4 separate regions of the Homo sapiens genome follow, and all the other regions are linked to region 1. Evidence: chromatin contacts called from ENCODE Hi-C data. All regions are on one chromosome and are shown on one strand. Each heading gives the region's core, a stretch centred on a gene start or an enhancer-like site at or near the end of the contact. The rest is flanking DNA. Distances are from core to core; before and after follow the strand shown. Region 1 holds the start of PGM2 (phosphoglucomutase 2). Region 2 holds the start of UGDH (UDP-glucose 6-dehydrogenase). Region 3 overlaps DTHD1 (death domain containing 1). Region 4 holds the start of TLR6 (toll like receptor 6).

Region 1 (7,596 bases), core at 2,270-4,769:
GGTGTGGTGGCTCACGCCTGTAATACCAGCACTTTGGAGGGCCGAGGTGGGTAGATCATGAGGTCACGAGTTCAAGACCAGCCTGGCCAACATAGTGAAACCCCGTCTCTACTAAAAATACAAAAATTAGCTGGGTGTGGTGGCACACACCTGTAGTCCCAGCTACTCAGGAGGCTGAGGTAGGAGAATCACTTGAACCCAGGAGGCAGAGGTCGCAGTGAGCCAAGATCACGCCATTGCATTCCAGCCTGGGTAACAGAATGAGACTCCATCTCAAAGAAAAAAAAAAGGTGCCAAAATAACTTCCTTAGACACCACTCCCCACATGTTTTGAACCATAGTAGAGACTCAGCTGCAACCATCCCTATCACGGAAGGACAGATGTGAACTCTGAGGCCCAGAACTGCTGGATATTTAGAGACCCACCAGCTCCCGTCCTACCTTGGCAGAAGGCTGGAGGCTGCACAGACTCATCTGGGAAAACTGGCATTTGAGATAAAAACAAGGGTGAGTGAGATCTGCCTGGGTCTGTGATTCTCCATGTCCTGCAATTTTTTCCAGAGCATGACTGAGAAGAAGGTTTATCTGGTGCAGAGAAAAGAGATAGCCTGAGTGTGGTGGACCTGCAGACCACCTAACATTTGGGGAAACTGAGGCAGACTGTCCTTCTCTTCTTCTCTGTGCTCCAGCCTCTCAGGTTTTGCAGTCAGGGGAAGGACCACACTCTCACATTAACTACATCCTTCCCTCACATCTCTCTTAAGCTTCCAGTGCTCAGGCAAGCTTCCTGACTGAGGTGGCCTCTGTTAACCTGCAGCCTCATGACATCTCTCTGCTTTCCTTCCAGCATTTTATCAGTTTGTAATTACGTATTAACTGCCGTGATTACATGATTAGTATGCCTTTCCCATGACACTAAACAGATATTACAGATCCTGGATATATATTTTTTCTTTTTAAAATTGAAGAACACACTAGCCGGGCGCGGTGGCTCATCCCTGTAATCCCAACACTTTGGGAGGCTGAAGTGGGCAGATCACTTGAGGTCAGGAGTTCATGACCAGCCTGGCCAACATGGCGAAATCCGTTCTCTACTAAAAATACAAAAAAAAAAAAAAAAAGTCTGGGCCTGGTGGCTCACACATATAATCCCAGCTACTCAGGAGGCTGAGGCAGGATAATCACTTGAACCCAGGAGATGGAGGTTGCAGTGAGCTGAGATCCCACCATTGCACTCCAGCCTGGGTGACAGAGCAAGACTGTGTCTCAAATAAATAAATAAATAAATAAGCCGGGCATGGTGGCACGCCCCTGTAATCCCAGCTACTCAGGAGGCTGAGGCATGAGAATCTCTTGAACCCAGGAGGCAGAGGTTACAGTGAGCCGAGATCACACCACTGCACTCCAGCCTGGGTGACAGAGCGACACTGTGTCTCAAAAAATAATAATAAAATAAAGTTGAAGAACATACGGAAAATGCACAACTCATAAGATTGCAGCTTAGTGAATATTACAAAGTCAACACACCTGTTGACCATCGTCCAGGTCAAGAAACAGAACAGTCCCGGAACCCCAGAAGGCACTTTCCCTCCTTCCCAAAGCTACCACTCTGCTGACATCCATAGGTTAGTTTTGCCTCCTTTTTAGTTTTTAATCTTAAAACTTAAAAAAAAGAGATATAACTTACATACAGTGAATTTTACCCTTTATATCGTACAGTTCTATAAGTTTTGATAAAAGTAAACCCCAAACTCAATCAAGATACGGAACAGTTCCACAACTCCCTCAAATTCCCTTGTGCCCTAGGTAGTCAACCCCTCCCCCAACCCCCAGCTCTTGAAAATCACTGATTTGTTTCCTTTACCTATAATTTTATATATTTCAGTGTTTTTTTTTTTTTTTTTTTCAGGGTCTCCCTCTGTCTCCCAGGCTGGAGAACAGTGGCACAATCAGGGCTCACTGCAGCCTCGACCTCCCAGGCTCAAGCGATCCTCCCTCCTCAGGACTCCCTCCAGCTCCCCCACCACGAAATAGCTGGGACTACAGATGAATGATGCAGTATTTTGGGGTGACGGGGTATGGGGGTGGGTGTTTGAACTCTGTCACTCAGTGTTTGTGAGATTCATTCATGATGTTGTGTATAACAGTAGTTCACCTGCATTGCTCTATCAATGTGCCATGATTTATTTATATGAATTGGTATGGATATACTACCAAGTATTTATCCATTGTATTGTCGATGGTCATCTGGGTTGTTTCCAGTTTGAGGCTTTTACAAATAATGCTGCTAGAAATATTCTTGCCCGTGCTTTTTTATGCTTATGGGTATGCATCTTCTTTATGGCTTGGTGATACCAGCGTCAGGAAGATGTGCTCCTATGTTAGTTTCCCTAAGTTTCACGCTACTATGGAAAGAGACCACCATTTCTGCTGTCCTTCCCAGCTTCTCCCCCACCTCCCCTTTTCCCTAGTTTATAAGACAGGAGAAAAGAGAGAAAGCAAAAAGTTGGAAAAAAACAGAAGTAAGATAAATAGCTAGACGACCTTGGCGCCACCACCTGGCCCTGGTGGTTAAAATAATAATAATAATATTAACCCCTGACCAAAACTACTGGCGTTATCCGTAAATTCCAGACATCGTATGAGAAAGCACTGTAAAACTTCTTGTTCTGTTAGCTGATGTATGTAGCCCCCAGTCACGTTCCTCACGCTTACTTGATCTATCATGACCCTTTCACGTAGACAGACCCCTTAGCGTTGTAAGCCCTTAAAATGGCTAGGAATTTCTTTTTCAGGGAGCTCGGCTCTTAAGACGCGAGTCTGCCGACGCTCCCGGCCGAATAAAAACCTCTTCCTTCTTTAATCCGGTGTCTGAGGAGTTTTGTCTGCGGCTCCTCCTGCTACACTACCTTTCGCACTTAGAGATACAATTGATCTGGAGTTCAGAGCTGTGTGTGATGGGAGGTAGGGGGCCAAGTTCCCTTTTTTCTTTTCCCTACGTGGATATCCCTTTGACCGAGCACCATTAACCAAAAATAGTTCCTTCCTGTGCTCTGCAGCCCCGCCTCTGAAATAAATTGTCCATACACGTGTATTTTTGTTTCTGGTCTCTATCTTATGTTCCACTGGTCTTCCTACTTTGCTTTTCTTTTTCAAGATTTTTTTCTGGCTGTTCTTGACCCTCTGAGTTTCTACATAGTCTTCAGGCCCCTATCTGGGTGCACTTCCTGGTATCCCAGCATCTGACATGTGCCTGGCGCGCAGCAGGAACTCACGGCTGGCTGTAGCCTGGATGCATCAGAGACGATGGCAAACCCTTCTCACACGTGCCAGGTTCCAGCAACCCACCCTAGCCCCGCAATTCCTCCTCGCTCACTCCCACCCCCTGCAGCGCACCCGCAAACGGCAAGGAGGCGTGCCCGCCGCGGCGCGCGTCACTTTCCCCCGGACCGACTGGCTCCGCCGCGGCTCTCCCCGCCCCCGCCTCCGCCTCCACGTCTTGGGGCCGGGCCGGAAGGCAGATCTCACCGCCTGCTTCCCTCTGCAGCGGTAGCACAAGCTCAGCGATGGCGGCTCCAGAAGGCAGCGGTCTAGGCGAGGACGCCCGGCTGGACCAGGAGACCGCCCAGTGGCTGCGCTGGGACAAGGTGAGGGGCACCAGCAGGCGGGGAGCGCCTGGAGCGGGGCCGGGTGCTCTGCCCTCTCCAGGCGCGGCGCTGCTTGCTCTGCCTGAGCTGCCTTCCCGCCCAGTGCATCCCGCTTCTCCCCCGGGAAGACCCAGGAGCGTACGGCCGCTGCTAGGCTTCCTTCGACCTGGCCGGCATGCGGCACGTTCAGAGTTAGGCCGGGAAGGCTTGTCCCCGGACGAAACCAGCCATCCGGCCGGCCGGACTGCAAGTTCGGAGTAGAGGAGCGAGCCAGGGTGGTGTAAGCGCGGCCAGACCCTGGACGCTGTCTAGTTGAGGGGCGCACGCCTTACTGTCACTCAGACCGCTGGCTCGTCGTCGGTAGTCGGCTGTGCATCCCCATGGACCCAGAATCGCTCCGTCCCGCGTATTCCTTTGGCCGCTGAGACCTTTGCAGAGCAGCGTTCTGGTCCGGTCCTCCCATCCCGAGGGCTTGGTTACAAACGTGGGTTGTCCTCCCGGGTGGGCCCGCCTGGCTTCAGGAGTCCCCCTTAGAACTTTGACTGCCAGGGAGGCACACCTGGGACACAGCACGGTTTTCTCTCTCTTCATTCCGTTTCTTAGAATCAGGAACCCAGCTCTGGACATCACTCCCTCTCCTCTCTATAAACTTGCGTCTCGCCCTTTCGACCTGTTCTGCTTGCTGTTAGGTTTTCTCGGAATGTCCCTCGCTGCTCTCCTGCTGAACTTGTTTCTCCCGTTGTGACTCATATTTTGTGCCTGAACTTAAATGTGGCTTACGTAGAGAGTCAGTCCTTCCTTGGCTCCGAAGCGTTAAATTATTTATCCCTAATATTCACTCTAAACAGTCTGTTATTTTCCTTTATAGCTCTTACTACAAATGGTAAAAACAAAAAACTCCAAAAACACTTGTTTGTAGGTTTGTTTAATGTCTGTCTCCAGGGCCGACTTCAGGGGCGAGAGACCCCTGCAGTCTCACAGGACTCGCGCTCCTTGAAGGGCCCACTGTTGTTTTAATGTCCTGCTGTCCTGTCTTGAAAGTCTTACTGGTAAAACAAGAGGTCACCCACTTTCATTGTGCACTGGACCTCCATAAATTATGTGGCCAGGCCTCTCTATTCTCACTACCTTGGTTTGTAGTGCCTGGCATAGGCATAGTGCATGACACATAGTAGGTCACTGAAATACTTGAATGAACAAAGAAGATTACAAGGTCAGTAGGGGTCAGGTCTTTGTCTTTATTTACCATTCTCTGGCCCCTACAAATAAAATGTCAGCAAATCCCATTTCCAGGATGCTATTGGCAACTCCTTGGGGGCGTTTTTCTTTTCCTGGGAAGATAACCTTGTGATTCACAAGGGAAGAAAAATGTTTCCATTTCTGATAACTTGTAGCTTGCAGAGTACAGAATTCTTTTGAAGTCAGAGTTCATAATGCACTTTCTCTAAGAAGAAGAAGAAAACAATCTAATTTCTACACAGTGTTGCATCTGTGTATAGAAAAATTGTATTTCTCTGGGTAGAGATGAGATGTCCTTTTTTTTTTTTAATCACTTCTCATGTTCTATCCTCTGTTAATTTCTTCTTTGCTTTGAGACTGGCACCTGAGAAGAAGCCCATTCATTCTCCAGTGAACCTCCCACCAGCTAAAAGCATTGCAGCCCTCTAGTCAGACTACCCCCGGCGACTGGCAAGGCGCCCTGGCAGGTGCCCTCTGTCTTTCCACCGTGCCTTCATCCCTGCTCTTTTCTCTGCTGTCAGTTTTGCTCACTGCCAGGGCTGATTCTGATCCTGCTGTACTCTTGACTTGTCATTCTTACCTGTCTGTCTCCTTTGTTTCTCTCAGGCTACTTAGTCTTTCATAGATATCAAAGACCAATTAAGATTTTCCAGACCTACACTATGAACAAGGGAGGATCACTCGATATTGAGTGTGGCAGTGAAGTCCATGTTTTCTGATTCACTCCACTAATATTTATTGAGGCTCTTTTATGAGCCTCTTTTATGTACCTGATCTGAGCCTTTCTTTGGGGCACCTGACAATCTGATAGGTAAGACTGTGTTCTGTAATTAGCATCTGCTGTTTTTCACCAAAAAAGATGGGGTTTACTTGATTCCCATTGAATCTGCCACAATCTGGAAATGTGGGCTTAATTCCAGAAAGCCAAGGTTTTATTGCAGTAGTATTTCAAAGTTTAATTAAATGGCCACGTCCTGCGTGAGTGCTCATCTAAATGGATAATGACTGTAAAACAGGAATATAAAGTCCTTCCTCTGTTGTTTTCCTGAATTCATAACTTAAAAGTCTCATATGAAACTAATGTGATTGTCATTATTTTTCTCCAACCATAACATTTTCTGCAACTACCATACAAAAAAAAAATAGGGCAATGTATAATGAACTTAAATGAATCATGTTAGCGTCTATTTGAAGCAGTTAATGTTATAGAAAAGGCACTAGATTAATGTTTATCTTGCAATTTAAGCAAGTCACCCAATCTCTGAGGCTTCCCCATCTATAAAATTGGGTTTCTGTTATTTGTCTACTTCTTGGAGATGTTACAATATTCAAACTTGACCAGGTATGTGAATGCCTGGTATGAATTATAAAACATTACAAAAGTAAGGTTTTGACTTAAGTTGTGTAATCTATCACTCTGGAAAATTTGAGGGCATTAGGGAAAAAAATGGACATTTAATCACAACTAAATGCCAGGTAGAGAAAGATATTTTACATTAATTTGAAGTAAACCACCTTAAAACCTTAAAAATCGTGTAAGGGAGGTTCTAGATTATTCCCATTTTGCAAATAGGGAAACAGAATTTGAGAACTGGAATAATCTGCGCAAGCACCTAGAGTTGGCAAGTGGTATTCTGGGATTCCATTCTGGGGGTTAGACTCATATGCTAAAATCTCTACTTTGATTTCTCCAAAGGTGCTTACCTTGACAGGAAAGAAAAGAACACTTACATTATAATGTCAAACTGACTTCATATTTCAGATTTCAAAAGCATCAGAAAATTGAAAGGTCTACATATATATATATACATATATATATATTTTCTATAGATTAGAATGATTGTGAATTTTTTTACATTTCTGATTTTTCATTCACTTGTCTGGCTGTGTCTATACATTTTTGTTTTTCAGAATTCCTTAACTTTGGAGGCAGTGAAACGACTAATAGCAGAAGGTAATAAAGAAGAACTACGAAAATGTTTTGGGGCCCGAATGGAGTTTGGGACAGCTGGCCTCCGAGCTGCTATGGGACCTGGAATTTCTCGTATGAATGACTTGACCATCATCCAGACTACACAGGTACCATGTTTTTTATAATTCTTAGTAACTCAATGTATCCCCTAGCTCATTTTCTATTTGGCAGACCTAATTTATTCTAATTATAGACATGTCTTACCAGCTTGGCTAGACACAGGAAGTCACCACCATTTACTCCATAAAGTAAGGCTTGCACAATAGGTCGAAGTAGCACTTATTCAGGACTCATATAGCCATCCATCCATTCATTCATTCATTTAACACACTTATTGAGTACATACCATGTGCCAGCACTGGGGATATAAGAATGACTCGAACAAACAGATTCTCTCATGGAGCTTTCATTCCAGTATAAATGCACCAACTAAGCTGACAACTTTTAAGGTCCTGTAATTTTTGCCATGATTACATAGCAAGTGCTAAAAAGCTTTTCTAACTGCCGGAGTTACCAAGAGCCTGTTCTCCTTTGTTTTATAGTATGGATTGAGTCTGTCTTAATTTGTGAATATTTTTGTCAGAATCTAGACCCAGCTTTTAGGAAGGAGATAATTTGACAAAACAGAAGTGCTTCTACTGGGTATTGGCAGTACTGTTTATGAGGGAAATGAAATAGAACAGATTATTCACATCAGTATTTCTTCACCTTAGACCTGTTGATGATGAATGTCACTTT
Region 2 (7,596 bases), core at 3,094-5,593, 1.7 Mb after region 1:
GCTGAAGTGCAGTGGCACCATCTCAGCTGCACTTATTACAACCTCCGCCTCCTGGGTTTGATTCTCGTGCCTCAGCCCGCCAAGTAGCTGGGACTACAGGTGCATGCCACCACACCAGGTTAATTTTTGTATTTTTAGTAGAGACAGGGTTTTGCCATGTTGCCCAGGCTGGTCTCGAACTCCTGAGCTCATGCAATCTGCCTGCCTCAGCCTCACAAAGTGCTAGCATTACAGGCACGAGCCACTGTGCCAGGCCCCTCATGACTTTTAAAAAACAATTAAAAGAAATAGAACTTTGGTAAAATAGTAAAAATGGACAGAATTTTGAATTATATGATTCAATTAAATAGAACAGTATTCTATTTGAATCTGTATTCAAATAGTATTCTTAGCCATATGAAATAAATTTTTAAAAATTATTTATTCTGGCCAGGCACGGTGGCTCATGCCTGTAATCCCAGCACTTCGGGAGGCCGAGGAGGCTGAATCACCTGAGGTCAGGAGTTCAAGACCAGCCTGATCAACATGACAAAACCCCATCTCTACTAAAAATACAAAATTAGCGGGGCATGGTGGCACATGTCTGTAATCCCAGCTACTTGGGAGGCTGAGGCAGGAGAATCGCTTGAACCCGGGAGGCGGAGGTTGCAGTGAGCTGAGATCGTGCCATGTTGCACTCCAGCCTGGGCAACAAGCACGAAACTCCATCTCAAAAAAAAAAAAAAAAATTATTGATTCTGAATAATGTTCATATGGTTCAAAATTAAATCTGTTGTAACAAGGTACACATGAGAAGTCTCACTCCAACCCCTTCCTTATCTACTTTGCTATCCCCTACTTTGCTTCCACACAAGCAATCCGTTTTCTTGTATATCCTCCCAGCTACAAGTAAATATACATATATATTCTAATAATCTTGTCTTTCTAAATTCAATAGAATACCATATATACTATTAACACCTGGCTTTTTTCACTTAATTAAACCCAGTATATCTAGAATACCTAAAGAGTAGAATCTCAAAGTAATGTTGGACCAGAGGATCTTTTAGGGTTACCACTTAATCTCCTAGCCAAAAGGTTATTAGGGCAGCCTTTACTCTTAATCTCAACCAGGACAGGTTCTGCTAACACATTTATTAAATGTAGAATCAGTGTCTACTCGTTGCAGCTCCTGGGCTTAAGGAGTTCATAGTTTAATAAGGCACAGCCAGGCTAACAGTTATTTGCTGCTGCTCCCTGCTGTATCCTTGACTCCTAGAATAGCAGCCTCTCAATGATTATTAATTGAATGAATGAGTAACTCTCCACAAGGGCGTCTCTTTTTGAGATGAAGACTTCTGTGTAAATAGCTTTAGTTCAGATTGCCGATCATAGTATTTTTGCAGTAATTGACCAGAATACTATCAACTTTTTTTTTTTTTTTCTGACACAAGGTCTCACTCTGTTGCCCAGGCTGGAGTGCAACAGCACAATCTGGGCTCACCGCAGCCTCCGCCTCCCAGGTTCAAGTGAGTCTCCCACCTAGCCTCCCAAGTACCAAGTACCTGGGACTACAGGTGTCCGCCACCATGTCCAGCTAATGTTTGTATTTTTTCTAGAGACAGGTTTTCACCATGTGGGCCAGGCTGGTCTCAAGCTCCTGACCTCAGTTGATCCACCTGCCTCAGCCTCCCAAAGTGTTGGGATTACAGGTGTGAGCCATCGCATCTGGCCAAGTTCTTTTTTTGAGTTACCTAAAGAACTTCAGCATGTTTCCCCAGAGTTACTTCTTATCTGCCTTGATTGTGAGACCACATTTCAACTTGCTTTACATACATCAGCTGGGATAGACTACTGATGGCAGGTGAACTTGTATCACAGAACTGGATGTGTTTTACACAAGCTTTATTTTGGGTATTCTCGCCTTGCTATTTCCCATGAAATACGGCTTACCGATGACAATGGGAGAATCAATGAAAAGGCTGATGTACAATCTGTGCAAGTCCAAATAAATGCTCACTTGGAAGTTTCAATAAAATCTTCAATAAGCTTTAACATGGAGTTTGACATAGTGTTAGTGACACACTTTGCATGACACAGATGTCTGCCAACTCCATTTTCTATTTCTTTTTTCTTTTTGAGACGGAGTCTCACTGTCACCGAGGCTGGAGTGCAGTGGCACCATGTCGGCTCACTGCAACCTCCGTCTCCTGGGTTCAAGCAATTCTCCTGCCTCAGCCTCCCGAGTAGCTGGGATTACAGGTGCCCACCACCACGCCCAGCTAGTTTTTATATATTTAGTAGAGACGGGGTTTCACCATATTGGTCAGGCTGGTCTCGAACTCCTGACCTCAGGTGATCCATCCACCTTGGCCTCCCAAAGTGCTGGGATTACAGGCGTGAGCCACTGCGCCCAGCCCCATTTTCTTTTCTTTTTCTTTTTTTTTTTTGAGACGTAGTCTCGCTCAGTTGCCCAGGTTGGAGTGCAGTGGCGCAATCTCGGCTCACTGAAAGCTCTGCCTCCCAGGTTCATGCCATTCTCCTGCCTCAGCCTCCCGAGTAGCTGGGACTACAGGCGCCCGCCACTACGCCCGGCTAATTTTTTTTTGTATTTTTAGTAGAGACGGGATTTCACCATGTTAGCCAGGATGGTCTCGATCTCCTGACCTCGTGATCCGCCCGTCTCGGCCTCCCAAAGTGCTGGGATTACAGGCGTGAGCCACCACGCCCGGCCCCCATTTTCTATTTCTACTTTTATGTACCCTCTGGCCCTCTATTCTGCTGTCAGAGACATAGGAGTGTTTCCTTATTAAATGGGTTATTTTGAAATGAGTTTTTACCTCTGTATTTTGGGAGAGTCACAACAAACCAAACCGTTCCAAAACTACTCTTCATGTAAAATTTCATAAATTCAAATAAACATTCCAACCCAGAAGGGGTCACTAACAAATAACAAATGCCCTACTACAATCTAAACGGAATATAATCCTTCTAGCCCCAGCTCTCTACAGCATATTTTGCATAGGTACCCAGGAGCTAACGATGGGCATTATAGTTGGATACATCAGCTTCACACATTTTAATCATTTCCAGAAATTAAACAGTAAAAGATGCCTGACCAGAGAAAAATATTTAATCAGTAAGAAAGCCGGTATTAATTTTATGTCTAAGGGTTATCATGTAAAGCTGTGGAAGTAAACAAGAAGGAAGATGGATTATGCTTATCCAGTTATAGATTTTGTTAGAAAAAGGAGTACAGCAACGGGAGAAGAAATGAGATCTTTTCAATCAGGGTTGTCTACCCCTTACCTTAAACTGGATCCTGGCCACTAATAAGCACATCTCAGAGCAGACAGTCAGCTCTTTCATTTCCAGAACCCCCCTGAAGAAAGACTACTGTTCTCCATTTCTTAAGGGATTTGAAGAAACTCAAAGGCTCACTGTGTCTTTGAGGTCTGTCGATAGACAGCTACTGCTCTGTATGCCCATGAATAGATCCCTACCAGCGAACCCCTCTTTTCTCTATACTAGAATTCCTAACCCTACTAAGTTATCTTCCTATATATTTATAGGACGTATAATTTTTCAAGATCTCACACAAACATGGTCTCCCGAGGCACCCAGGAAAGGCCTTCCCCGACATCAAACAGAGCAATTCTGTGGTGTAGGGGGCCAACAATGGATTCCAGGACATCCCGGACAGATATCACGGCAGTCTTAGTATTTTGCTCTCAAGAGGGCTTTCTGGCTTCGTTTCTCTTTGGTTTCTTAAGAGGGGCGGCATGAGAAAAGCAGGAGCCCCTCAGGTGAGCAGACTCTTAAACACAAACAAAAGACTACGACTCTGCGGCCAAAATGAGGTCCCCAACGAGAGAACCGCTTCCTGTGGTGGGCGTTCGGCTTTGGAGGCGGCAGGGAAATCTCATCCAAGTCAGGAAAGTGGGTAAAGGCAGAAAGAGAAGGGGCTGGAAGACTCACGAGTCTTGAATAAGAAGCCCAGACGACCACATCCCCAGGACAGCAGTTCCAAAATGCGGTTCCCGCCCTAAGCCCCAAAGAGACGAAGGTCGTGAGACGGGAAGCCCGGGACCCAGCGCAGCGAGCGACCGGGAGCAGCGCGCACACCCCAGCCCCGCTCCCTCCACATCCCGCCCAGACCTGGGAGCATCCCGCCCGGGCGGCGGGGCCAGCCTGGGAGCGGCGCTTACCCACTTCCCAGCAGCAAGCGCAGGGACCGCTCCTATCCCGATCGTTCGGACAGCACCTTCCTACGGGCCGCGCCGCCGCAGCTTCTCCACCCGCGCCCCGCTCGATCTGAGCTCCCTCTCGGCGCACGCCCCTCCCTCAGGCTGCCACGCGTTACACTCTGAGTCCCGGGCCTGAGCCCGTATTTAAAGGCTTTTGCCTGCGAAGGCGGAGGCTTCATTCCCCCGCAGCCAGGCCCTCCTGGATTCTGCCCTCAGCTGCTTCCTAGCTCCCCCTCCCGCTACACAAGGCCCAGGGCCAGGTCCCTATTTCCTTCACGGCTCAGGGGCGGGGAGACTGGGGCTGGTCCTGGCTGGGAGGGCCTGCCCCGCCCCTGGCCTAGCTGGGCAAATCCGCTTTGGCCAGCTCAGCGGCTCCGCCCCTACCGCGAGCGGCGCTGGGCGGGGCTGCGTGCGTGGCGTGTCCGCTGGACCAGGGGACGGGGGCGCGCCGCAGGTGTAGGAGCTTTGCGCGCCTACCTGGCGGTCGTGGGTCGAGGAGGGGTCAAGAATTGTTGTCTAGCAGCCCTCTCCCCGCTGCCCTGTCCTGGCCGAGGCAAAGGCCGCGTGCGCTCCGCGTCTGCCAGGCTTTAGGGCTGCGCGGACACTGGGTGGGTGGTGGGCCGAGGCGACCGGAAGGTCCTGGCCGCCTTTCCGGTCTCCTCAGCACCCTGGAGCGCCGCCCTCGGGTTTCGGTCTCCTGGATCTGCGGGTCGGTCTCGGCGGGCGGATTACTCCTCGCCCACAACCTCGAGGCCCCGGGGTCAACCGCGCCCTCCGGGCCGGCAACCCAGGGTTTAGTCAGATTCCTCCTGACCCACCGCTTCTGGGAAAGAGGCGCCTCCCGTCAGGAGGATGCTGAGTTCCTCATGACTGGACCAGTGAGTGTCCACTCCCTGGTCCCTGGCGAGAGAGGCGGGACCCCCACGCCCTCCTGGCGCTCTTTGCAGAGATGTTCCTCAGGCCCAATCCGGGATTTGGGATGTCTGTGCGTGCTGTGGAGCAGAGAGTTTGCAACATGTAAGTGCCGTGCGTGAGGAAGAGTAAAATTAACCTATGGAGCCTGCTCATTTTTAATGTGGAGGGCAGTTCCGTTCCTTTCTTTCGCCGCTTCGAGGTCATTTTAACACTCAAATCTAACATATAAGAAAAAAAGCCAGGCATAATCATGGCCTTTTATTTCCCTCATTAAGGATTACATCAGGTGACATAAGCCATTTTAACATACATCATGAAGAAAGTGATTAGTAATTTATAAAGGCACATTAAAATACCATATAAATTACGGTTTTCTTGATAGGATCATGATGGTGACTTTAAGAAAGTGGTTGAATGTGGATGAAACAGTTTGCTGTGGATTGTAGCACGTGTGGCAGGATATGTAGGCTTGTTGGTTGGTTGTTTTGAGACGGAGTCTCCCTCTTGTCGCCGAGGCTGGAGTGCAGTGGTGCGATCTCGGCTCACCTCAACCTCCTCCTTCCAGATTCAAACGATTCTCCTGCCTCAGCCTCCCGAGTAGCTGGGATTACAGGCGCCCACAACCATGCCCGGCTAATTTTTATATTTTTAATAGAGACCGGGTTTTGCTATGTTGACCAGGCTGGTCTCAAACTCCTGACCTCAGGTGATCCGCCCGTCTCGGCCTCCCAAAGTGCTGGGATTACAGGTGTGAGCCACTGTGCCTGGCCAGTATATGTAGGCTTTCTGCATTCTATGCAGTTCAGTTCATTCATCCAACAAATATTTAATGCCTGTTGTGTGTCAGACGTTATCCTAAAGACTGAAGATGCAAAAGGGATTAAGACTCAATTCCTTTGGCCAGGCACGGTGGTTTACGCCTGTAATCCCAGCACTTTGGGAGGCCATAGCGGGCGGATCACCTGAGGTCAGGAGTTCCAGACCAGCCTGGCCAACATGGTGAAACCCCGGCTCCACTAAAAATACAAAAAGTTAGCCGGGTGAGGCGGTGGGCACCTGTAATCCCAGCTGCTCAGGAGGCTCCCTGTTGCAGTGAGCCGAGATCACACCACTGCCCTGCAGCCTGGGGAACAGAACGAGACACTGTCTCAGAAAAATAACCAAACAAAAAAGACTCATTTCCTTCTTGCAAAGCTCACAGGTTGGGTAGAAGAGATATGTAAACAAGTAATTGCACTAGATATGACAAGTACATCTTTTTGAACATACATAGATTTAAGTTATCTAATACAGTTTGCTTTGTAATAAAAACCACTTATCTTAGTCCCTTCATTTTGAATTCAACATTTTTCTATTTAGTATTCACCTCACATTCTTTTTTAGTATTTTGGTAGAATCAGACTCTTCAAAACGGTTAATAGGATTTCAGAAATTAAGTCAATTTTCAGTGCCAGCTAGAATGGACCTTTGGATTTAGGACAGAGGTTCTCCAAATGTGAGCTGGGGACTGTAGACAATCTCCGAGGTTCTTTCTGGGATCCATGAGGTCAAAAAGTTTTCATGTGTTACTTGCTTTTTTCACTCTTGTTCTCTCAGAAGTGTACAATGAAGTTTTGTGGAGACTATAATGTGCTATCAAAGCAAATAGAATTAAGCTGTTTTTTAAGTCAGATATTAGAGATTTACAAAAATGTAAAACAATGCCAATCTTATCTTTTGTTTTTAAAATATAGTAATTTTTCATTAAAATATGATATTTATGTTAACATGTAATGGGCTTATTGTCAATTTTAAGGAATTAATCTTTTATATATAATTTATCAGTTTTCATTTCTAATATGGTAAATACCAATAGTTACAATCCACATGAAAAAAACTTCTTTGAGTCTTCAATTTTTAAACATGCCAAGGGGTCTTGATACTACAAACTTTGAGAACTGCCAAGGTAGGCTAGTTATTTTCAAATTATGTTTCATGGAGCCCTGAATCCTCTGGTAGTGTGTCAGAAATCTGTGAGGATAGAGAATCAGTAGGAAGTTAAAGACAAGGCTCTGGGTTCCCACATCTCCCCGTCTTCTCTAATGGCAGTTCAATTTTTCTCTGTTTATCTGGTTTTTTGTTTTTTGCTTTTTGTTTTTTTTTTCTTGAGACGGAGTCTCGCTCTGTCATCCAGGCTGGAATGCAGTGGTGCAATCTTAGCTCACTGCAACCTCCACCTCCCAGGTTCAAAAGATTCTCCTGCTTAGGCCTCCCAAATAGCTGGGACTACAGGTGCGCACCACCACATCACGCTAATTTTTGTGTTTTTAGTAGAGACAGGGTTTTGCCATGTTGGCCGGGCTGGTCTCAAACTCCTGACTTCAGGTGATCCACCTGCCTTGGCTTCCCAAAGTGCTGGGATTACAGGCATGAGCCATCATGCCTGGCCTGTTTATCTGCTTTTTGTATCAATTAG
Region 3 (7,596 bases), core at 3,013-5,512, 1.5 Mb before region 1:
GAATCAATCTCTCGTAATTAATGAAAACCATTCTCAGTTGCCAATTTGCAAATTACCATTGAAATTGCCAAAGGTGAGTTATTTTACTTTTCTAATTACTACATTTTGTTAATTATTTATAATTCTGTAACACAATCAGTTTTTCAGTCATAGAGACACATACAGTTAAAAGAAAAGGTAAGAATAGAGGTAATAAAGAAGGAGTAGGTAGGTCCAATTTTAGAGTATTAGAAAACATGTTAGGATTTCTCCTTTTGTTCATATCAGCCTTTCTAACAAGAATGCTTCAGATTGGTCTGGTCCCCACAGCATGTTGTTGCTAACTATGAAAATAATGTCATTCATTTTCTGTAACTGCCTCTGAGTCACTGGAAAATCATTTATGAAAAAAATACATTACAGAGCACATCATTTTAAGGAAAAGTCATGGTGAAGAGAAAAATGACCTCAAAATATTTATACTGAAACTTACCAGATTCTGCATGGTTGTTTCATGAGTTATGTTTGCCTAAAATTCTTACTCATGTCAGAAAGTAGGATTAAATTATTTCTTTGAACATGTCAAACACACAAATAAATACATTTTATTGCTGTATATTACAGTTTATTTCAGTGAAACAGGACTTGGTGAATCTAAACTACCTTTTTAACAAGAAATATAACTGAAAAATTTACTTCATTAATCTTGAGGTAAAAACAAACTTCTTATTCTTTAAAGAAAGCTAAAATCATTTTCCCACATTTATATTTTTTGTCTATGACTAGCAGGAATGTGTTTTCCATGCGGTTAGATTTTGCACTGATTTAAAATAAATCATTAAAGTAATTTAGCAAATATTAATATTGAACTTCTGAAATAGGGGATGTGCTGCGCTAGGCTTTGTGATAAATACAGAGCTGTAAAGGATAATACATGCCCTAAAGCTGTGTTGTTCTGAATGGTCACTACTGCCCATATGTGGCTGTGGAGCACTTGAAATATGGCTAGTCTAAACTGAGATGGGCAGTAAGTTTAAGATACACACTGCATTTCAAAGACTCAGTACAAATAATATATAAACTATCTCATTAATAATTTGTTTACATAGACTACATGGTAAATTTATATTTTGGTTATATGAGGTTATATAAAATATATAAAAATTAACTTCCTCTTTTATTTTTTAAACATCTTAAATAGTTACTATTAATAGAATATTTTAAACTACATATGTATCTCAAATTATATGTCTATGGAATAGTGCTTCTCTAAATGAATTTATAATCCAGTGAATAAGTACACAAAACAATACACAAAATTACGTTGTAAAATAGTAACTGATTGAAGTTATATTTAGGTGATATAAACAGTGGTACTAATAGTTGGTACTAGATGGTACTAATAGTTGTTCAGAGAAGGGAAATGGCTTTTTTATAATCTGTAACCAGTAGAAGTTTTGTGGTGTTTGTGGCATTTTATCTGAGCTTTGTAAGTTGGTGGAAATTCAGACAGTGGAAATGAAGAAAAAAGGCAAGTTGGGGGAGAGAATATAATGCATTTGACCGGGGTGGTAAGCATAGCTTAGCAGGAATTCACAAGTTGTGTAATAACCATTGTAATAATGTCTAATATGCCAAAGGCCTTTCAAATACTTAACATGCATTGTATCACTAAACCCTCACAGAAATCCTATGATACATAATTGTTCTTATTTTATGGGAAACTGAGGCACAGAAATTTTAGGCAATTTGCCCAGGTTCTCATGGCTAAGTAAATGGCAGAGCTAAAATTCAGACCCAAGAAATCTGCTTCCTGTGTGTTGAATGGCTATTATGCTGTCACTTTGTTAGCACATAAAGCTAGGATTATTAGTCAAAGATACAAGATGGATTTTAGGGCATCCAGGTACACCTTTGATGTTGTATGATGTCTGTACTATGCTTTAGTACAGAGATAATATTAGAAATATTTAACAAATGATATGACCTGGACACCAACCAGTGAACTTGAAAGCAGCCCTCAGTACAGAGGAACAGTCTCCTGGCGACATTAACTTTACTTGCTGTTTTGGGGGAGATCCCGTGGTCCATGGGAAGCATGCATAAGTAGAGGAATTTATTAAGCCATTGATACTGAAAATGAGGCTTTGATGACAGTATAGCCAGCCAATCTGGTGTACATCTATCAGTTTTGCTTCTGTGCATTTTCTTTTTCTTTTCTTTTTTTTTTTTTTTTTTTTGAGACGGAGTCTCGCTCTGTCGCCCAGGCTGGAGTGCAGTGGCGCGATCTCGGCTCACTGCAAGCTCCGCCTCCTGGGTTGACGCCATTCTCCTGCCTCAGCCTCCCGAGTAGCTGGGACTACAGGCGCCCGCCACCACGCCCAGCTAATTTTTTGTATTTTTAGTAGAGACGGGGTTTCACCGTGTTAGCCAGGATGGTCTCAATCTCCTGACCTCGTGATCCGCCCGCCTCGGCCTCCCGAAGTGGTGGGATTACAGGCGTGAGCCACTATGCCTGGCCTCTTCTGTGCATTTTCATTTCCACCATAAGACTTTGCACCATACGGCCGTTACTTACGCATGCGGCAATTTTCCCTGAGATAGTCCCATAGCTGCTTCTTTATCATTCAGGGCTCAGCTCAGATGTCACTTGTTATTCTTATTCCCTTATCTTCTAATCTGAGGTCACTTTTTTAACTTGTTACCCTTTCTCGATTTACTTCCTAACACTCATCATTGATATTTTTAGATTTATTTGTTCATGTATTTTCTATTTTCCTTTGCTTCTTTAAAAAGCAAACTCCATGAATGAAGGACCCTGTCTATTCTATCCAGGTTCCTTCTTCTGTGATTAGAACAGTGCCTGGCACATAGTAGGCACCCTAAATATCTATGACTTGGTGAATAAGGGGAGGTCTATAGCTGTCTCCAGATTCTAAAAGTTTAAGAACTATTGACTTGAAGGAATACTCAAATTCTCTCTGTTCCGTAGTTTAGAGCCTGATTCTACAAACTCTTAACTGACAGGCTAAGGCATCGATGTGGATCAGCATGAAGATGTGGAGTGGAGAGGGGTACCTAAGGGCTGCTCTCCAGGCAGCTCAGCTGGCACATTGCTTCCAGAAAGCCTCACGTTGCTTTGCTGCCATAAGAGGATGAAAGGGAGACAAGCCAGTGGTGGTTGGAATTCTCTGGCAAGAGGCGGTAAGGGCCTTACTGAGATGATGGCAGACCATGCAAAGAAAGGCCGTTATGTCAGAGACGACAGACATGAAGTCCAAAAATGTGATAGGAATTCAGCTTTCACTTATTAGTGTTTCCTCTGTTGCCTGACTTTATAAAAGTAGCCAAATTAGTCAAGCCAAATTAGCCAACATAGATAATTTAGGGGTTTGTATAGATTTTCCTCAGTAAAAGTCTGTGTTTACGATTGTCCAGTACTTTTGCGTCAGCTTCTTCTCTGTTTTGCTTGTAACACACCATTCCTTACCTATGTGCCTGAGTAATTCTTACTGAACCTCTTTCACATCGGTGCTGAAGTGCAGCCTTGCCAAGGAAGCCTTCCCTCACTCCTCCTTTGTACCAGGTTAAGTGTTCCTGGTATATGGAGCTACGGCATTTTGTACTTTCCTTATCACTGTAGTTACCATATTTCATGACATCCACTTGCTTGTTTCCTTCCCTTGTTGCTGTAATGGCTTTTCAGGGAGTCTTTTTTTCTGAAATATTTTTTTTTCTAATCACCTCTCCTTGTGAAATTTTATTACCACGGATATACTGTATGTCTATGTACCATATATTTATCTGTGTTTTATACATCTGAAAGAGTAAGCCTTTTTGTGTCTCAGCCAAGAACGAATTTTCTCTCCCCAAGGGTGACATTACCAAAATTGAGAATGCATGCAACGAACTGCGCAGGCACAGACACTGTCCAGCTCAACTCTGTATTGCCAGTGCGGACACATAGTACATGCTTGATAAATATTTGTGACTAACTAGATGAACAAGATAATCTCTGCAAACCTTACAGTTACTCAACCTTGAAATTGATAATCCTGAAACTATATTGGCATGTTTAAAAATAGTACATTTAAACTTCTGCTGTCTTTCATAGATGAATCTACTGCCAATAGGCCATCTGTGCTTTCTTTTTATTCCAGATGGGTTCGTATAGGGCTTTCCAGATTCACTCTTTGAGCCCTTTCTTGTGCCCAAAGTCTTCAGAAATAAGTTTGTCAGGTTGAAAAAGAATCTGTGGCTGTGGGAACTTTTTTCTTTTCAAACTAGTATAACTAAATGGGAATTGAAACTATGACATTTAGTTTTGCAAGATGAGACTTATTTCATCAGAATTTAAAAAATTCACCTCAACTAAGCAGTATTAGAATGTGCTATTTTTCAGGAAATGGAAGTAGCCTAATATAGCAGTAGCTTGGCATTAATGAACATGACACTATGTGGATATTTATACATGTAGCATAAAATAGGTGAAGGTATTTGTCAAAATTAAAAGTGCTTCACAGAGAACAAACAGTAAATATTTACATATATGTATCTAGGCATAGAACCACACACATAATTATAATGTGTGATGTTAATATACTGTGTCTGATTCATAAAGATGAGAAGACATATCACTTTTTACTTCATACTTGTGAGGATCTCTGCGTCTCTTATTCTTCAGCCTCTGTAGTTCATTCATTCATATATTAATTAATTCAACAAACAGTGTATCCCAAAGGCTCAACGTATAGTGGTGTCCTGGTATGTAGGGTCTCATTTTTCCCTTTCTTCTTTATAGCATGTTTTCAACTCATAGGCAGAGTTATCCCTTAAAGCAGGAGTCCCCAGTCTCTGGGCCATGAAATGGTAGCAGTTCGTGGTCTGTTAGGAACCAGGAGGTGAACGTTGGGCAAGTGAGCAATGCTTCATCTGTATTTACAGCCACTCTGCATTGCTTGCATTACTGCCTGAGCTCTGCTTCCTATCAGATCAGTGGCGGCATTTGATCCTTGTAGGAGTGCAAACCCTATTGTGAAATTCACCTGCCAGGGATCTAGGTTGTGTGCTTCTTACAAGAATCTAATGCCTGATAATCTGTCACTGTCTCCCATCACCCCCAGCTGGGAACTTCTAGTTGCAGGAAAACAAGCTCAAGGCTCCCGCTGATTCTACATTATGGTATATAATTATTTCATTATATATTACAATATAATAATAATAGAAATAAAGAGCACAATAAATTTAACTTGCCTGAATCATCCTGAAACCATCCCTCCAACATGGAAAAATGGTCTTCTACGAAACTGGTTCCTGGTGGCAAAATAGTTGGGGACTACTGCCTTAAAGCATTAGTCAAATCATCTCATGCCTCTGCCCCAAACCCTTCAGTGGCTCCCAGCTTCCATCAGAATAAAGGCTCTGTGTGAACTTGGCCCTCACTGACTCCAAGGCATTCTCTGCTCTACTCGCCTCCTCACTTATTCAACCACAGTGACCCTCTTGAGTTTTTGGAATATGCCACACCTGCTTCTGCTTTAGGTCTTTGTGTTAGTGATTCCCCTTGCTGGAATGTTCTTCCATCAGATATCTGCATGTCTGTTACCCTTACCTCCTTCAGTTCTTTGCTGAAACTTCACCTTCTCTCTGTGGTTTACCCTGACTCTAACATTGCAATCTACTCTTACCCTGCAACCTGACATTCCTAATCCTCTTTAATCTGCCCTATTTTTTCCCTCTAAGTCATTTCTCCGTTTTTACATGTGTTTCTTCATTTGTACATTTCTTGCAGAAAAACCCTCTCTTCCATAACTAGAAAGTAAGCTCTGTGAAGACGGGGAACATTTTTTGTTCACTGCCAAATCACAAGTACCTAGAATGGTGTCAGGCATAAGTTAGATGCTCAATAAACATGAGTGAATGGGTATATATAAATAGAACTTGCATTTTATGGACCAAAAATGTGAGGAGGACAGTGAGAAGTGCCAAGGAAGAAAATAAATTAGCATTAGAAGATGGACAGAATTGGTGGTGTGAGTTGGTAGGTGGGATAGCTAGGGAAGACCTCACTGTGGAGGGGACTACCGAGCTGAGGAGCAACCGGAGACCAGAACCTTCCTGTATGGCCAGGAGAGCATCCAAGTGGGAGACGCAGCAAGTTCCAAGACTCCGAGACGGGCACGCATTTCAAGTCAAGGACTCGAAGGAAGGCTGTGATGGTCAGTGCGCATGTGAGGGCCACAGAAAGATGATGAGGTTTGTAAGATAGTAAGCGTCCTGGTGATACTTCATATTCTATATAATCTTCTGAAAATGATCCCACAAACAATATATTTGAAAATATGTGGCTGAAAAGAATAATGATTCACCACTAAATCTTTCTGAAGTTGTGCCTCAGCCTTTCTCCTTTCACAAAATGTTCAAGTAAATTCAGTTCACACTGCACATAATTGTATTTTGGCAGAAACAAGGCAAGTTTCAAAAAACTCTCAAAGGTTTTTTAGATGGAAGGGAGTGGAGAGAATATTTTGTGCATGTGTGCGTGCGTCTGAAGTCACGCCAGATAGGTGACTATATGCCATTTGCTTATTTGTGCTAACTTGGGTTGTGACTGCTTTTGACTCCTTCCTCCTACTTAGAGGTTTTGTTTTGAAGGAAAGAAGGGCTCCAGATCTGACTGCTGTCACCTATTCGAGGCTGGAGTTTCCCAGTAAAACCTAACCCACACATTTACGTAAGCCATCTGTTGACCCAAGTTTTGCTTAGCCTGAACTTCCTGGATTATTATTTTTTTAAACTGAACTCCTGACATGTGATTTCTAGTAAATAATGATACTGCTTCAACACTTTCTTTCTCACCACATTAAATAACTTGCTGTGTCAAAGGGAGGAAGCAGGCAGATGGCAGTGCAAGAATCAGTTCGTCAGAATCGCCACTTTCACCACTTTGGATTTCATTACCATCTCACTGCTCTGCTAGGGATAATGTTGTTCCTATATTATTTTTTCCACCAATATGAAATACCAAAGCAATTTTGACTAGATAAATGAGATGATTCTGAACCATTAAAAAATGTTTACATCCAAAAGCATTTTAATTCTACTCAGACTTCTCAGTTGCAGTAATTTTACAAAATTATATTAGGGTTGAAGGATCAAATGGAACTTATTATGTTATTGCTAGGTATTTTAAAAAGCAGATTGAAAGAGCACATTAGAAGAAATTCCTATAAGAAAAATCAGGATTTTGTTTTGTTTTGCTTTGTTCTTGCTGTGGTTTTTGAGGGAATAGTGCCCACATTGTGATTGTTAAGTTTTCCATAACTTAGTGTCATGCTTTCTATACTAGAGTTAATTCCAGTAACATGTTTGGTGCATCATGTCCCTTCCCCTATCAATTACAGAAGAAAGCCACTAGGTTCTTGGTAAGTAGAAATATTATGTTAATTTTTTAACCTCTAAAAGTTTCCAAAATCTTCTCACTCTTTCCAATGAGAAGGATGGATGGAGAAGGGAGAACTCTGGCACTCCATGCATCTCCCTTACATGTTATCCTCATGTCTGCAGTTCCACTTTCCTACAGGCAACCAGAATGACCTTCAAAGCCACAATTTTGAC
Region 4 (7,596 bases), core at 1,639-4,138, 1.0 Mb after region 1:
GCAGTTTATTTAAAAAGTACCAAAGTAAATATGTACCTATGCAAGTAGAAAAATTAATAAGATACATACCAAGATATGAACAGTAATTATCTTTGCACAGTAAGATTATAATGGAACTTTATTTTCCTCTTAGTTTTTATCTATATTTTTCAAACTTTTAACATTCAAAATTAAGTTTACTGTACTATTTACTGAATAATTTGCCAAAAATCAATTGCCAATAATATGAATAATGTGCAATCTCACAAAAAATAAAACAGCACGTTAAATCAAAAAAGCACATAACATCTAGATGAAACTCATGATCTTGGATTAGATCTCAGTTAAGACAGACTTGCTATAAAACATATTCAGTAACAGAAGGAGGGGCAGATTCTATGATGGACCAGCCATTAGATGCTATTAAGAAATAAATTGTAATTTTTTATAATGTTATTTGGCTATTTTAGGAAAATGTAATTTTTTTAGAGATAGAGAATAAAGCTTTTAGAAATAGGTTTCCAGAATGCCTGTTATTTTTACTATAAGATATTTAAGCATAAAAAGAGGAAGGGGGTCAAAGGAGGACTCTTGTTTCTTAAAAGATTTTTTAAAAGGCAAGATTTTTTTTTCACCTATCAAATAGGGAAAATTAAAAAATATAATATCCAGGTTGGTAGGTGGAAACTAAAATAAGAACCCTCATTTACTACTTAGGCAGGAATGAAAAATTAGTACAAGCTTTCTAAAGGGTAATTTGGTAATTTACATAAATTTCTTAAAAATATACCTTCCTTTATTTTAGCAATTCCACTACAAGGAATTTTCTAAAGAAATAGTCAAAAATAACACACAGAAGATATGACTATAAGGATACTCATGACATAATGAAATATTGAAAAAATCAGAATGTCTAGTGTAGAAAATGATTAAATCAGTTATGTATAATTAAATAATAGCCTCAAATACTGTACTTTGAAAAAATGATAATGTTAAATGAATACAGTAATAGAAAATTATGGCCGGGCGCAGTGGCTCACGCCTCTCATCCCAGCACTTTGGGAGGCCAAGGCGGGTGGATCACGAGGTCAGGAGATCGAGACCATCCTGGCTAACGGTGAAACCCCGTCTCTACTAAAAAAAAATACAAAAAAATTAGCCGGGCGTGGTGGCGGGCGCCTGTAGTCCCAGCTACTCGGGAGGCTGAGGCAGGAGAATGGCGTGAACCCGGGAGGCGGAGCTTGCAGTGAGCCGAGATCGTGCCGCTGCACTCCAGCCTGGGCGACAGAGCAAGACTCCGTCTCAAAAAAAAAAAAAAAAAATTATATATGTAGTAAGACTCTAATTTTGCAAAATATGATTAAAACCTGACATATACGTAAAAGCTAGAGGACAAACAATGTGATGAAATATACCAAATACTAATAATAGTGGTTCTCTGAATCTCTGAATTATAGATGAATTTAATTTTCTTTCTTATACTTTCAGATATCCCTAAAATGTCTCATTTTGAATGTCCTTTATAATCCAAAAAAGTTATCGTAAGGCAATTTAAGAGTTGTCTTTATAGCTGTGTGAAAATATTTTATATTTAAAGAAACGTGCTTGTTTTATTTGGAATATTAAAATATAAAGATGGAGAACTTTCAGATAATAGTAGATAACTGGCATTCACAGATGAGGACCTACCCTACAGGTCCCCGGCAACCAGACCCACGGTGTCTGGGTTCATGGGACTGAAAATCAGTCACCAGGTGGAAAAGCTGGTCAGCTGTCCTTATGGTATCCTGCCACAAAAACGCAATATTCCTCCAGAGGCGTTCATACCCTGAGGCAGTTCCTAGGGAATACACTAAATGAACAAGATAGTAACTTTTCTATTTATTGGGAAAAAAGGAGGGAAAAATGGGAAGATGAGAGTGGAAGATTAGAGAGTTCACAGTTTTTTAAAGAAAGTAAAAATAAACAGGTAAATGCTCTTGATTTTTTAAATGCATCAAATAAAAAGGGTGAGGAAATAGATGAAATAAGCTACATTTCAGAAAAAAAGGGTAGACAAGACCTATGAAAATTAAAACTACAAGGAAGAAGAGAGCAGAAAAAAAATTAAGTGAAATAAGTGGAGGAAAGATCACATAATCAAGTTAACAAATAGGCAAGAAAAACATTGTTTCATTTGTCAAACTGAAGGTGGAAGGACCTGGAGGAAGGCAATTGCTACACTGTGCCAGATTCAAGCTTGTGAAGGGGCTTGGTCCCGGCCACTTCCTCCATTTAATAAATGTTTATTCAGAGTCTATTTTTCTGCCAGTGCCATGCTACGCACTAGGCACCAGGGATATAAATATGAATAGGACTGACATAATTCCTGCTTTCAAAAAGCTTATGAATTAGGGACAGACACAGACCAGCAAACTGTTACAGTGACAAACGACAAGGGAGATCAAACACACGTCTGCTGTAAAAACATATAATAAATAGGTGCCATATCAGTGGTATATAAAAATTACTGTTAAATGTTACTGAAAACAATAAACTAGAGAAAGACGAAAAGAGAAAATTCGCTGGGCCAAATCAGAAGAAATAAATAACATTAGTTTTGTTCCTTAATTATCACCACAAGCGCTAGTTGTTTTCTATCTTTTCAAGACAGCTGTAAAGACGCTGCTCTTCATCCTGCTCGTGAAATTCAAAGGACATTTGCAACATCTACAAAAAAAACCACTTCAAATCATTTTGCAAAAATTTCAAGGAAACATTACCTATTTCCTATATAATGAATGGTTAGCAAACTTGCTTACTTGAAGCACCTGTGCCATAATGTGAAAAAGCCACAGAAGTCTTTCTACTTACCAAGATCTCTTTTTCAGAAGAAGAGAAAATAACTTGTAAATGAACGGAAATACAATTGAAAATGCTTGACAAACACAAGTTCTTAAAGTTGAGTAAAGCGGTACCTTAGAAACAGATTGGTGCCATCTGTTGGCCCACACTGGAATTACTCCTACGTATATTTTTACCTTTCAAAGGTCCGGAGGTGAGTTAGCAGTTTTTTCTGGGCTACAGACAAAACCAGTAATCCAATTTTCTAATTCGTGTGAGGAAGCAACTTACAAACAATTCAATGTGAAGAAAAATATTTTTCTAAGGTAATATTTCTCTGTAAGAGTTTGCAGCCTGGTTATTACATTTGTCACCTGAGTGGAAAGTTATTTTAAACAGCCTGTTTTCTATTATCACCATATTTAACATTTCAAGAATAATTGCAGTTTCCCTTATCAAGCAATTTTGAGCATTATTTTAGCTGGATGAGATAGTTTAAAATAAAATAAGTATAGTTCCACAATTTGGGTTTTTTTTTAAAAATCAACTTCTAAGGAAAGTTTACTGGTTGATACATATTTATGACTACATATTTAGCCATATGTACGAGCAATCATACCCACATTCTGATCAACATTTGGTGTTATTAAATGGTTTAGATTTTAATTTAGGAATAATAAATAACACTGAAATCCTGCAAGACTAATTTAAAAATCAATTTTCTAAAGACCATTTAGAAGAATTTCAGAATGACATCAACAAAGGCTGATTACCAGAAGTCTCTGGTTAAACAGAGACTTCTGGTGGACAGTAAACCCTTTTCCCCAGACTTCTTGCTTAACTGAGTTCTGCAAAGGACAGAAGGCATGAGTGAAACAATCATTCTATAATTTATCTCACTGTCTGGCACAATCTCATCTTTATTAAAAAAAAAACAACAACAAGTTAAGACCTTACAATTTGGCTAATGACAAAGTTGGACATCTCCGTAAGAATCACTTCTGCTTTCAGGAGGAAGAGAAAGGCTGGCTTCTTGTGATTCATCCTTACTCATCAAACATAACAGGAAGTCTCCTCAGGCCTGGGGAGGCTCAGTAAGGAGTGGATGGATCTCTGCTCCACTGGCAAAAGGAGACAGCCAGAAAGCAGCAGGTATCTGTGACCCTGGAAAACCAGATTTGTGAAACAAGCCAAGGGAAAGGGCTGGCTGTGGCTCTGAGGGAATTTCAAGTAACCGTGGACTAAAGTCTTAAGAAAACAGACAACTATCACTGCAGATCTGGGCACATTGACATGTCTCATTAGGAGATTGCATCACAACACCAATGTTCAGAAACAAGGAGACTATTCTTGTCGAGGCTGTCATAACTCAGAAACGTCTGTAAGGGGATGACAAAAACACAAAAATCAAGTAATAGCGAAGATGGCAATGACAGTTAAGCAAACAAAGAAACAGACAGTACTGGGCCGAACCTCCACTTGGCCACTTACTGTGAGGCTTGGGACAAGTCCCTTAACCTCCATTTATTCATCCACAAAATGGGAGTACTTTTAGGAAAGATAATGAATTTAAAGTGGCTGGAATAGTGACTGACACAGAAGAGAAGTCATAATAGTAAGGAGTTTGGTGCAAATCATATAGTTTTTTTGTATGCTGAGGGGTAAAGATTTCAGGATATACTATGAAGTGAAGAAAATCAAGGTGCAGGCTGGGCACGATGTCTCATGCCTGTAATCCCAGCACTTCGGGAGGCCGAGGTGGGTAGATCACCAGAGGTCAGGAGTTCGAGACCGGCTTGGCTAACATGGCGAAACCCTGTCTCTACTAAAAATACAAACATTAGCTGGGTATGGTGGCAGGCAACTGTACTCCCAGCTACTCGGGAGGCTGAAGCAGGAGAATCATTGGAACCCAGGAGGCAGAGGTAGCAGAGAGCTGAGATTGTGCCACTGCACTTCAGCCTGGGCAACAGAGTGAGACTCTGGCTCAAAAGAAAAAAGAAAGAAAGAAAGAGAGAGAGAGAGAGGGAGAGAGAGAGAGAGAGGGAGAGAGAGAGAGAGGGAGAGAGAGAGAGAGAGAGAGGGAGAGAGAGAGAGAGAGGAAGAAAGAAAGAAAGAAAGAAAGAAAGAAAGAAAGAAAGAAAGAAAGAAAGAAAGAGAGAAAGAAAGAAAGAAAAGAAAGAAAGAAAATTAAGGTGCAGAACTGTAAGAAGAGTATGACATCAATTGTATAAAATCTAGCCATTTACACAGGTTATCTTCTTGCCAGGCATTGCTGTGACTACTTTCCAAGTATTAACTCATTAAGGTGCTGTGAGATAAGTACTGTCACGTCATCTCCACTTAGCGCAGCTGGGTAATCGTTCCAGCTTGCACTGCTGGTCAGTGGTGGGGGTGGGATTCGAACCCAGGCAGTTTGGCCCCAGTGCCTATGCACTTAAGCATCATACTATGCTGCCTTAGAAGACACCCTGTGTCCTCATAAGACACACAGAGAAGAGAGATACAGAGAAGCAGAGCATTTGCAAACAGAGGCAGAGACTGGGGTATTGCAGTCACAATGCAAGGGATGTCTGGAGCCACCAGAGGCTGGAGAGAGCATCACCCTATGAACAGCTTGATTTTGAACTTCTAGCCTCCAGAACTCTGAGAGAATGAATTTTTGTTGTTTTAAGCCACACAGTCTGTGGTGATTTGTCATGGTAGCCACAGGAAACTTAATACAAGGGTCTACATACATATGTTGATAGAGGCATATGAATCTTTTTTTCTCAAAAGATACATAAGAAATGTTCACCTTTGAGCAGAAGAACTAAGAGAAATAGATTATTGGCCTTTTTTTTTTTTTTTTTGAGACAGGGTCTCGCTCTGTTGCCCAGGGTGGAGTGCAGTGGCGTGATCACAGCTCACTGCAGCCTTGACTTTCCCCACTCAGGCGATTCTCCCACCTCAGCCTCCCAAGGATCTGAGACCACAGGCATCCACCACCATGCATGGCTAATTTTTATATTTTTTTGCAGAGACAGGGTTTTGCCATGTCGCTCAGGCTGGTCTGGAATTCCTGGGCTCAAACAATCCGCCCACCTCAGCCTCCCAAAGTGCTGGAATTACAGGATTGAGCCACCCCGCCCGGCCTCTTCACCATTTTATGCTTTTTGTCCTATTTGAATTCTTCACTATATATAGATATGTATATATGTCTTAATTTTTAAAAAATAGTGTCACACTGGGTTAAGTATTATAAACATAATCTGAGGCCACCCAATACACTGTCCCAATACAGACACAGGCAAAACATTATTTTGATGACTTTTACTTGTTAAAAAATGTTGTCTTTCTCCAGATAATAAATAAATAAATAAATAAATATTAGTGTCTACCAACAGCTTTAAAGTAAGTTTTGTGACAATTATCAATATCATAAGATACACATACGACAGAGATAAGATTGATAATTTTGGCTGGGCGCAGTGGCTCACACTTGTAATCTCAGCACTTTGGGAGGCTGAGGCAGGCAGATCACCTGAGGTCAGGAGTTCAAAACCAGCCTGGGCAACATGGTGAAACCCTGTCTCTACTAAAAATACAAAAATTAGCTGGATGTGGTGGCTGGCGCCTGTAGTCCCAGCTACTCAGGAGCCTGAGGCACGAGAATCACTTGAACCCAGGAGGCGGAGGTTGCTGTGAGCTGAGATCGTGCCACTGCACTCAAGCCTGGGCAACAGAGCGAGACTCTGTCTCAAAAAAAAAAATGCTAATTTATATATTAAGTATTGATAGTAAACCTAAACTTCTCTGCTGAATTAAAAAAAAAAAAAAAAGACAAGCCGCAGACTGGGAGAAGGTATCTGCAACTTGTATAATCACAAAAGTGTTAATATACAAAATATATAAAGATTTCCTACAAATCAATTTTAAAATGACTAACAACCCCAATGCGGGGAAATGAGCAAAGGAGATCAACAGATGGATAACAGAAAAGGAAACAGAAATAGCTCAAACACATGGAAAGGTATGCATCCTCATTAGAACATGGGAAAATACAAATTAACACAACCAGGAGACACTATTGTACACCCCTAAGGTGGACAAAATTTAAAACATCTAGTAATACAAATGGTGGCCAGAACATGAAGAAACAGGAGCTCACATACATGTCCAGAGATGCTGATGTAAGTGGTCTGGGAGGGGCCGGGCATACGTTTTATTTTGAAAGCTCTTCAGGTGAGTCCATTTCATTGTAACCCCATGAAAATCAGGGGACTGAGACCTACACGCTGGCCTGAGCACAGCGCCCTCTAGTGGTCTATATCTTCTTGGGTGCACCCTTCACACACCAGAGCCTGGGAGGTGGTGCAGGTGTTCTTGACTCTCACTGCTACTTCCAGATCACTTTCCTTCCTCCAAACCCACCCCTTCTCATTGCAGTCATCTAGTGAGCCCCATCACTTCATCAAGTATTCTAGCAGTACTCACTATTTCAATCCGATACCACCCCTTTCATAATTCTAGTGATTTCCATAGCTACATAGAGACTCTTCCATTCACCTGGCCTCTGAGTTCTTGGACATTCTCTCTTCTAATAATCTTGTCCTGCACCCTACCTCAGTCATGCATTCCCTTATTATATCCTAGATATCATTATTAGCAATGGCTGCACCCCCTCCATAATCTCAGTTGCCTGAATCCCACTTTCCTTCTCTCACCTCCAACTCTTCCTCCAGTGCCAACGATTCCCCAGCCCCACTGCACTGGACTGAAAGATCATGCTCCATCCTCTTCATTATTCTTCTG

The links. A loop is a pair of places that touch in the nucleus more often than their neighbours do. Pooled maps may share reads with other maps.
Region 2: a map of CD4-positive, alpha-beta T cell shows a loop between it and region 1 (8-fold over the local background). The contact joins the promoter of UGDH here to the promoter of PGM2 in region 1. A Hi-C loop is called at or near these places in 1 of 168 maps with a recorded cell type or tissue (CD4-positive, alpha-beta T cell), 1 of 37 single-sample maps with no recorded cell type and 7 of 50 pooled maps.
Region 3: a loop to region 1 is called in a pooled map, with 2.7 times the contacts of the local background. The contact joins the enhancer-like site here to the promoter of PGM2 in region 1. A Hi-C loop is called at or near these places in 4 of 50 pooled maps.
Region 4: a pooled map shows a loop between it and region 1 (5-fold over the local background). The contact joins the promoter of TLR6 here to the promoter of PGM2 in region 1. A Hi-C loop is called at or near these places in 9 of 50 pooled maps.

What each region holds. Positions count from the first base shown.
Region 1 is chr4:37,823,167-37,830,762 of GRCh38, forward strand. It overlaps PGM2 (phosphoglucomutase 2), which reads left to right and starts at 3,520. Exons shown (of 14, transcript NM_018290.4): 1 at 3,520-3,647; 2 at 6,798-6,965. The coding sequence starts at 3,567. RefSeq lists enhancers at 1,989-2,158, 3,191-3,692, 3,693-4,192 and a silencer at 3,403-3,702.
Region 2 is chr4:39,523,096-39,530,691 of GRCh38, forward strand. It overlaps UGDH (UDP-glucose 6-dehydrogenase), which reads right to left and starts at 4,344. Exons shown (of 12, transcript NM_003359.4): 1 at 4,188-4,344. UGDH-AS1 (UGDH antisense RNA 1) reads left to right here and starts at 4,744. Exons shown (of 5, transcript NR_047679.1): 1 at 4,744-5,243. RefSeq lists silencers at 4,059-4,238, 4,489-4,788 and an enhancer at 5,169-5,228.
Region 3 is chr4:36,316,414-36,324,009 of GRCh38, forward strand. DTHD1 (death domain containing 1) reads left to right here. Exons shown (of 10, transcript NM_001170700.3): 8 at 1-73. Among named protein-coding and RNA genes, the nearest start is that of DTHD1, 39 kb to the left of the region's middle. Within about 2 kb of position 4,263, at least 2 of the 41 ENCODE cell types and tissues checked have a DNase peak (open chromatin) inside an H3K27ac peak, as active enhancers do.
Region 4 is chr4:38,853,929-38,861,524 of GRCh38, forward strand. It overlaps TLR6 (toll like receptor 6), which reads right to left and starts at 2,889. Exons shown (of 2, transcript NM_006068.5): 1 at 2,833-2,889. RefSeq lists an enhancer at 3,338-4,537.